Regions from separate parts of the Homo sapiens genome. Here region 2 is linked to region 1. Evidence: read pairs that join two places in POLR2A ChIA-PET (ENCODE). Cell type or tissue: PC-9. All regions are shown on one strand.

Region 1 (5,000 bases):
AGCAGGGACCTTCCACCCAGCACCTTGCAGCTGACAGGCAGAACTCTTACTACGTCTCAGGTGAGCCGGCAGAATATACCAGGATCCCAAGGTGGGGGCGGGAGGGAGGCAGGCAGGCAGGAGGACAGTCCAAAGAAACTCCAGACAAATATCTTCCTTTAAGCCTGGGAGAAAACTACCCCCTGAGAGAAGACCAGGTACAAAAATCAAATCCTAGATCCTGAAAGGACTCTAGACCTTGAAAACTAGGATGGGACTTGAAGTCCATCAATTCTACCAGCAACAACACACACAGCCCCCGTCCTAACAATCCCTCGCCAGCCCGAGTCTGGGTGCCTCCAGTGATAGGAGAAGCCAGCTTCTTCCAAAGCAGAATGGCTATGCTTGTGAGAAATTACTTCCTAATTCTGAGCCCCAATCTTTTTCCTTTAAGTTTCCTTAACCAGCGCTAGACACTGTGTCCTTTCTATGTGTTTCTCTAATACTAGGAACAAAGCCTCCATGCTCCAGTCTCCTCTTCCAAATTACACATCCAGAGTGTCTTCAATGAACTTGGCTTCCAGAGTGTTCATGAACCAGATCAGGAGAGAATAGACATCTATGAACAAATCCAAAAGAGAACAGACTCTCAGAAGGTTGGGATTCTAGTTTGGCAGCTGAAATAGCCGGAAGAGTGAGATATCCAAATATCTTGGAGCTGTCAACGAGCTGCATTGGCACCAGAGGAGCAAAAGCCAGCGCCGCGCAGGCTCACCGGCACCATAAGCGACTGCGCCCGCTCCTGAGGCGGCAGCACTTACTGTACAGGAAAGCAAGTCACAAATACGCATCCTCAAGGCCAAAACTCTGCTTTGCATATTTTCACAGAATAACTGGTTTTGCTTTTTTTTTTTTTTTTTTTTTTTTTTTTTTTTTTTTTTTTTTTTTTTTTTTGGTAAAGAGCTAATGGGGGCAGAAAGGCAGAAACTGGATAAATATTCTTCTCTCGCCTCCACCAACAGAAGTGATATCTGAGTGATTCTGATCCTGTGTAGGAGTCAGAGAGGGCAGGAGCCGCATCAGAAAGGCTGGCGGCATTGTTCACCGAGTCAATCTCAAGTGCCTGACGGTCAGCAGACCGGCTCAAAGAAACCCTCGCAATGACAGGCACAGAGAGCAAAGGGCACACAAGATTCCCTCTGACAATCGTCTCAAGCAAATGAACATCCACTCAAATGATGCACCCAAAGGCCGTACAGAGAATAAAGGAGCATTCCTGTGTGTTGACCACAACACCCGGCACACAACGTCACGTGAAATCTTGGACCTAACGATCACACCAGAAACAGATTCAAAACATTTTCACCATTCCAAACAAAGGACAGTATAGGAAAGAAACCGTCATTTTCCCTTCCACTCCCACAGACCAAAATGCACCTCATAAAAATTATCTTCATTTCTTAGATAAGGAGTCGCCGAAACAATCCCTTCACAAGCCTCTCACTGGTACACCCTGGTACTGAATGAGAGAGGAGAGGACTCTCATCTTCTGACCCAGGGAAGCGTGCTGTCTGGTAAGCTTTGAGTCTTTAGAGCTGTTAGTGATGTCACCATTAAAAATCAACTAGGAAAATGAACACAATAAAAGATGGTAAGAAAACAAAGGGCCAATAGCCATCTCTGAATTAAAACTAGCTAAATGTAATTAAAGGAGCAGCTACGTTCATGTCTTCACAGGAGAAGAGAGAACTAGCAAACGTGAATGCAAGTATCAACGATGGGAAACACAGTTCTAGGGCTATCACCAACAAGGAACAATCAACACCACAGCGGATTCTAATTTGGGCTGAATAAAACCTAAACCAAAACAATCAAGGGCAGATGGTACTTCTTTCAAAATAATGAAAAGACAATAATCTCCTCCCTTTTTGCTAATCCGTTGACCTTAATACCAATTCTGTTCTTAATCACCTGGCGACATGAGTGCAGCTGTATGCACTTTATCTCATCATGAGACTACCCTCAATAACTATAACTTTTTTTCATTATTTCACTCATTGTGACATCATTTTAAGTTAATATAATTGTTTCAAATCATTACAGGAAAACAAATTGACAATAGCCTAAAGGAGAATTCCTATCAGAAACAAAAACCATATACCGAAAATATTTTTCAAAAACAAAAACACCAAAGCTCATTGTAGAAAGAGTAACATCCTGTTTTATGTTTAGTGTTGGCATTAGTCATAAGGATCTGGGGAACAGGAATAAATTCTTAACAATTAACTATAGAAATCCCAAACACCTTGCTGGTGGAGTCACTCTTCTCTACCTGGTAAACTCCTACAGATCCTACAAGATCCAGCTCATTTGCCCCTCTGTGAGGCCTTCATTAACTCCTTCCCATTAACTCAAGAACATTCAATTCACTCCCTCTTCTAGTTCTCTCATTAGTTCCACCCATAAACATTTACTAAAATCTATGTGTCAAGCACAGTGTCTACAACTCTGCAGTACACAGAGGAATGATACGTGCTTCATGCCCAGGAAGGACTCACTAGTTAGAAGTGGCAGGCATGTATGCAAGGTTATTGTTACACAGTGGACTAGTGCTCTAATGGAGATATGCTATGCAGAGAAATAGTCATATCATCCCTCAAGTACCCCATGAGGCTGTGATTCATTCAATCTTTTCCATCTCCTCCAGTATGCTACTGACCTCTGAAGACAGGAACTGTGCTCTAGTTAGCTCCAGCTTCCACTGCCTAGTGAATGCAGAACACACCATAAACATGCAATATATGTTTGTTAATGCATTAAAAAGACAAAAACTACTAGTGCTTTATAATTGGGTCTTACAGCTCCAAACAAAAGGTATTTGTTAACTGTATAACCCAATAATTTGCTACAATGTGCCTGTCAACACTGGAGGACCTCTGGAGCAGATGTACTTTTGAACATTCCCCCTGGTGGCAGGATATTCCAGCCCAAGTCTCTTTGATGACTTATCAAAGAGAAAGATGTTAACAGGTGACCTATGCTGAAACTTGGGCTCCAACCTAAGGAAATAAACAGCAGGACACAGCCCACAGCGGTGACTTAGAAGGTTCCCTGGCTGACGTTCAGCACAGCTCTTCCTTGTACCCCAAGTACAACTGCTCTGTCTCCAGGAGAATCATTTTAGCCCTAAACAAAAATAATGAGGAGTTTCCTAAATTGCTATCTGGAGTAATTTACAAAAAGCAAGCAAACTCTAGGAATGTTCAATTGTAACAACAAAACACTGTAGATAATCAATTCTAATAACAAAAGACTAATCAGTTCAAAATGTTTCAAATGAGAAACACTGAATTACATAGTTTCCTTACTAGTGTCCTTTTCAGGCCAGGCGCGGTCGCTCAGGCTTGTAATCCCAGCACCTTGGGAGGCTGAGGCGGGTGTATCACGAGGTCAGGAGATTGAGACCACAGTGAAACCCCGTCTCTACTAAAAATACAAATAAATTAGCCGGGCGTGGTGGCGGGCACCTGTAGTCCCAGCTATTCGGAGAGGCTGAGGCAGGAGCATGGCATGAACCCGGGAGGCAGAGGTTGCAGTGAGCTGAGATCGCGCCACTGCACTCCAGCCTGGGCGACAGAGCGAGACTCTGTCTCAAAAAAAAAAAAAAAAACCAACCAACCAACCAACCAACCAACAAAAAGTGTCCTTTTCAGTAACAAATCAAATTTAAAAATCAAACTTTATCAAATTGTTTCAGTAATTTTATTTCATTTAATTGCTGTGTCCTCACGTTCTCCACTGAAGGCTGTTTGTTTTAAATGGTTTAAAAAATAAAAATATAAATGGTTTAAAAAATAAAAATAATAAAATAATAAAATAAAAAAACCACAGGTGTGGTGGCTCATGCCTGTAATCCCAGACCGAGGGGGGTGGATCAAGAGGTCAAGAGATGGAGACCATCCTGGCCAACATGGTGAAACCCTCTCTCTACTAAAAACACAAAAATTAGCTGGGTGCGGTGGCATGCGCCTCTAGTCCCAGCTACTGGGGAGGCTGAGGGAGGAGAATTGCTTGAACCTGGGAGGGGGAGGTTGCAGTGAGCTGAGATCGCTCACTGCACTCCAGCCTGGCAACAGAGTGAGACTCCATCAAAAAAAAAAAAAAAAAGTCTATCACCCTACAGTAATTGACTGATACAAATCAAGGGAATCAGAAATTAAAGAACAAAGCCACTCATAAAATGTGCTGTCAAAAATCAGTTGTAAATTACTAATTTTAAAAGCTAACCTCAGTAAGAGGTATCAATGAATCACTTTATTACTGTAATCAATCCTCCCAGACAGCAAGAGAACACTCTAAAGACACCGAATGTTCTGGATGGGCATAGCCAGTGTGGGCTTCACTCACAGCACAGCTGGTTCCAGGGCCGGCCCAGACGGCATCCACTGGGATGCAGAGAGCATGCGCTGCAAGGGGACCCCCTACAATGTCATTTATCATTTATTATTTGATCTTTCCTTGTATTAAATTATACTTGAGTCAACGGACTCTGCCCTAACACATGTGTATCAGTTAACACGAAACTGCCCTTGATCTGACACAGGGTCTTTCTGGAATGTCTGCTGGCTTGCTGCTATCAGTTGCAAGCCTTACACAGAGGGAGCAGCCCTGAACTCACCGAGGCAACTGTTCTGCATTAGAGGGAAGAACTAGGAAGAGCCTAAATAGACAAGTTCCAACAAGGACCAGACAGTACAAGAGAATCATCCTACAAAAGGTAGGTGCTCCAATCCTTTCATCCTTAATGCCTTCAGTTCAGAATACAGGCAAACCAAAGGTACACGTATGTAGGAGCCTGTGTGTGCTTTAAAATAAGACTCCAGCCATCTTGCTTCCCTGTGCTAATGGAAATACCTTGCCTAAGCAATTAACTCTAAGCCAAATAGACTAATGCAATAATTACTTAGTCTTTAGATTTCTGTAGCCAATTCAAAAATTTACTAGCTCTTTTAAAGAATATG
Region 2 (5,000 bases), 1.5 Mb after region 1:
AACAAAAGTGAATAAAAACATAATGAATATAAAGTGAAAACAGGAGTCCATACTGTACTAAACATATAAATTAATGAATAAATAAAAGTAAAACATTTTTTATAGTAGAATGACAACTAGTACACATAAAAGGCATGATGAGTTGAAAATTGCCATTTTTATAACCACTATATTAATAATTACTTCAGGCAAGAATTTGGGTGAATCTTTACTGGGAAATATGATATCAACATGGTGTTAATCTCCCAATCAATTATGTATTAATTACATGGAAAGAAAATGAATCTTTTTAATGGAGAAATCTAGTTGACACCTCTCTGTCTGAATGATCAGAATGATGTCACAAGCTTTCTGAAGTGATGCATTGAGACGTGGACACAGCCTCAATTATGAAATACTCTGAGAAAATAAGTACCTTTAATTTAGTCTCAGAGAAGAAACCAGAAATAGCCAAATTAGAGCACTTTCTACAACATGAATATGCTATATTCTTAAAAAATGTCAATATCATAAAAAAACAAAAAAGGCTAAGAACCTATTTCAGATTAGAGAAGACTAAACAGATGTGAAAACTAAATGCAGCATGTGATAGCACATTACGAGAAAATGCAACATGTGATGCCACATTAGGAGAAAATGCAGCATGTGATACCACATTAGGAGAAAATGCTATTCCAGAGACATTATTGAGATAATTGCCAAATTTTTATGATAATATGTGATATAATATTAATATAAAAATGTTAAATTTCTTGGATTTGATATAGTAATTTTGAAAGAAAATGTCTTTGTATTCAAGATATACTTAAGTATTCAGCAACAAAGGGTCATGGTGTCTACAGCTTACTCTCAGTGATTCAGAAAAAAGCTGATCAGTACATAGGTAGGTAGACAGAAAAATACAACAAATGTGGCAAACATTTTACAGTAGAATGGCAACTCATAAATGTAGAAGGCAAAATAGAGTTGATTTTGCAACCACCATAGTAATAATTACTCCAGATAAGAATTTCGGTGAATATTGACTGGGGAACATGATATCAACATGATTCATTCTCAATGATTCACAAAAAAGTTAATATATAGAGAGATGGAGAGAAAAATACAACAAACATGATTAATGGTTAACAACTGATGAATCTAGATGAAAAGATCTATGAGTATTCAGTAGGAAATTCTAGCAACTTTTTTGTAGATTAACATTTTTTCAAAATTAAAAATTAAAAAAATATAAAAGACAGAAATTAAAAAATTAAGCCGAAGGAAAAAATCTAGTAGAAAAATGAACAAAAGTTATTGAATAATTGGCTGATAAGTACTTGAAAGTGGGGGTTCACATCATTAATCATGAAGGACAGAATTAACAGTATCCAGTAAATAAACTGTGGATTGTTATGAATACTATACAGCAATGAAAAGAAACAAGCAATTGCTGAACAACAATATGGATACAATGCACAAACCTAACAGCAATTAAAAAAAAAAAAAAAAACACCCAGACCAAAGAGTATATAGCATGTGATCCATTGATATAAAACTTCAGGGATGGACAAACTCATCTATGAATTTAGAAATTGGGGCCTACAGGGGCTTCTAGGGTGCTGCTAATATTTTGATTCTCTCTCTGAGTGCTGATTACACCAGTGGGTTCACATTGGGAAAATCAATCCCACTATATGCTTCTTATGTATGTTTGTTTCTTTATGTTACTATAATAAGTAAAACATTTTTTAAATAAAAAAGTAGGGTGTTTTTTGTTTTTTGTTTCTTGGTTTTTTTGAGACAAGGTCTTTATCTGTAATCCAGGCAGGAGGGCAGTGGCACAACAACAGCTCACTGCAACCTCTACCTCCTAGGCTCAAGCAATCCTCCCACCTTGGCCTCCCAAGTAGCTGGGACCACAGGCATGCGCCACCAGGCCTGGCTAATTTTTTTAAATTATTTTTTTAGAGACGGGGGCATCTCACTATATTGCCCAGGCTGATTGCAAACTCTTGGGCTCAAGTGATCCTCCCATCTTGGCCTCCCAAAGTGCTGGGCTTACAGGCACACACTGCACCCAGCCTAAGAATAATCTTATACTGGAAAAAAAACCTTTCATTTCAAACTCAAAAGAAGAGAAATAGCAGTCGTTTGCCAGCTTACTTCACTCTCGCTCATTTCCTGAAGTACAGACTGGATAGTCCCTGCTGTTTGCTCTGGAAATGGAAAAAGATGAGTCACGCTGATGAATGCAGCATAGTTTTGAGAGGAGCTTTGAGTAATTCCCACATGAAAAAGAACCCGAAATTAATCACTGGCTATTAACACAGGACAAGTGTTTGAATTAGTAGCCAACAAAATAAAACAAAACGTATTCAAACTTGTTTGGAACAGAGGATTTACACTTGAGACGTGTGTTCCAGACACAAGAAGTGTGTCTTCACACTGCATCAGCAGGAGTTCCACCAAGCACGGGCTCAAGGCTGTCAAGGCTATTTCAACTGCACAGACAGCACCAAGCTGCCACACAGACGGCACCAGGCTGCCACACACACGGATCTAGGAGTTTCAGTCTTGAGATTTGTAACTGCGATACTACGAATTGCTTTTTTAAAATTCTAGACAGGGCTCAATGGCTCACACCTGTAATCCTAGCACTTTGAGGGGCTGAGGCGGGAGGATCACTTGAGGTCAGGAGTTTGAGACTAGCCTGGCCCACAAAAGAAGACCCTGTTTCTACAAAAGATAAAAGAATTAGCCAGGCATCGTGGTGTGCACCTGTAGCTCCAGTAACCTGGGCGACTGAGGCAAGAGGATTGCTTGAACCCAGGAGTTCAAAGCTGCAGGGAGCTGTGATTGCACCACTGTATTCCAGCCTGGGTGACAGAGAAAGACCCTGTCTCAAATAAATAAATAAATAAATAAATAAATAAATAAATAAATATTCTATCAGTATCCCATAGTTTGATTTTTACCCTTAGCATTGGTAGCTAATGACAGCAGAAAGTATTAATAGATTACAAAAGCATGGTACTATTAACCTGAGAAGACAAAGTGAAATTTAAGAACACACCCTCTAAAAGCAAGACCTTCAGTCCAGTCTTACCATTGCATCCTGCAGTTGGAGGACCTGAAGTCTCGGAAATGTTGTCCAGGAAGTTCACCTCAAAGTCTTGCTGAACAGCAGTACTTGGGTGGTTTCCCATTATTTGGGGTCTCCCCCATGTCCAGAATTTTGATTGGTCAGCACACCCAGAGCTGCCCAGTCTCCTTCTAGCTAAATTCAGCAAATCCTGGAAATTGCTTGAGAATGCCAACCTACAAATTTACAATGAGAACCAAGGAATGAATTTCATAAAGTTGAATACATTTATGGTCATCCCATTAACAAGTCTATATAAGAAAACAATATATAAATGCAAGATTACTTTGTGAGCATAGAATAAAAATAGAAGCAATTAACTGGATGTTCTTAGTGGCTAAAATCAAGGCCCATAATGGCCAGGAAGATAGGGTTTAGGTAGTTATAATGTATGTCGGGCTCTTCTTTAAAGAGGGCAAAATTCAGGTTCAGGATGGGTTTGGACCTTGGTCCTGCCTGTTTCTGTTTGCATCACCCAGAGTAAATCACCAGATCTACATGAACCTGTGTCCTGATCTATACAGTGTTGATGTTTGTGCCTATTGCCAGGATGAGTGGAAGGACTGAGAGTTGAGACCTGTTAGGCTGCACACACATACTACATGACCAATCTCAGTCTGCTCTAGCCCTTGTCACTTCTCGGGTGCCAAGGCTCACATCCTTTGCAGTATGCAGTGTATACCTGTTCCAAAGGGCGGTATGATCAGAATCAGTGTTGTTCCAATGAATGAGATTCCCTCCAGGGTGCCAGGCATCCCCCAGGGCACATACAGGCCTTGAAGTATTGGTCTTCCTTCAGTGCCCACCTTGCTATTTCAGGTGATGTCACAGGCTTCCTGCATGTGGATGTCACAGACTCCTGGTTTACTCCCTGGTTTCTTTGTTGAGATGAATTCACTGATTCCTATTCCACGTGGATAGATCTTGATGGCCTTTCCATAGCTTACCAGTTTCCTCTTCCTTGGGTCCTACTGGGCTTTCTTTCTTTTACCCCAAGCCAGTATCTTGGTTTCTGCCAGTGTTGGAAATTTCTAGAAACTGATACAATTCGTGCAATAGGACTTGAAGTGCCTTGGAGGACAACATTGGCCCCACTCCAGCCCAGTTTGCTGTGTATGAGATATCTACAGCCTTCATTCAGAATACCAACCCACCACGACATGCAGCTGTAGGTGTTTAGGTAGCTCCTGGGTCTGTGGGTTGGCTGGGGTCAGCTAGCCTGGACTCAGCTTCAGTGGGGTGGCTCTGCACTGTGGGTCTGTCCTCCTCCTAACACTGGTAGGCCAGCTGGTCATACATATCCTTGGGAAGTGGCAGAAGTACACAGGTACAAGCAGAAACACATATGCACACTCGTGCCTGCTGCATCAAGTGGGCTAACAACCCCCTTGGCCAAAGCAAATCACAGGGTTCAGCCCATCATAAAGATGTGGGGAAGTTTCCCTGCCCATTGTGGGTGAGCACTGAGAAGCTACATGGTAAAGGGAGCAGATACTGGGAAGAACACCACATTCCCATTTGTTCTTACCTGTTTCCCAGCTGGTCAGAGGCTCTCATACCTTCGGTGCCTGGCACCAGTTCCCCTGAAGGTCCCTGCCAACCCTCATCCTGCCCTTATTCTGTGCTGCAATTGGCCACTTCTACTCATGCTCATGTCTCCCCTTGCTCCCCTTGCTCCTCATGCTCAGCTCCCCTCTCAGAGCTGCTGACTTCCATGGCCCCCAAATAAGTAGGGTCCCCCATTTCCTTCTTTCACACTGCTCTGAAGTTTTCCTTCCTAACACTTACTTCTGGGGCGAAAGGAAGTAAATTCTAGAATCAGAGGACCTCCACAGGCCTCTAAGGACCTGGGGATTCTCAGGTCTACATTTCTCGC

The links. ChIA-PET counts read pairs that join two places held together with the same protein. Peaks named below come from ENCODE experiments on the same cell type or tissue, not always from the same donor. Only the 100,000 strongest peaks of a DNase experiment are listed, where the experiment ranks them.
Region 2: POLR2A ChIA-PET joins it to region 1 with 14 read pairs; 1 of 35 experiments calls an interaction of 5 or more read pairs at or near these places.

The regions. Positions count from the first base shown.
Region 1 is chr2:235,673,840-235,678,839 of GRCh38, reverse strand. The region is part of intron 1 of AGAP1 (ArfGAP with GTPase domain, ankyrin repeat and PH domain 1); the gene reads right to left. Among named protein-coding and RNA genes, the nearest start is that of TNRC17, 160 kb to the right of the region's middle. In PC-9, a CTCF peak has its summit at 2,852; DNase peaks (open chromatin) are centred at 2,229, 2,639 and 2,979; H3K4me3 peaks cover 498 bases; H3K27ac peaks cover 2,469 bases.
Region 2 is chr2:234,200,710-234,205,709 of GRCh38, reverse strand. LOC105373932 (a long non-coding RNA gene) reads right to left here. Exons shown (of 3, transcript XR_001739236.1): 1 at 4,653-5,000; 2 at 3,931-4,162; 3 at 3,095-3,300. Among named protein-coding and RNA genes, the nearest start is that of SPP2, 150 kb to the right of the region's middle. In PC-9, no CTCF peak of the experiment used is centred here; DNase peaks (open chromatin) are centred at 1,029 and 2,219; H3K4me3 peaks cover 543 bases; H3K27ac peaks cover 3,633 bases.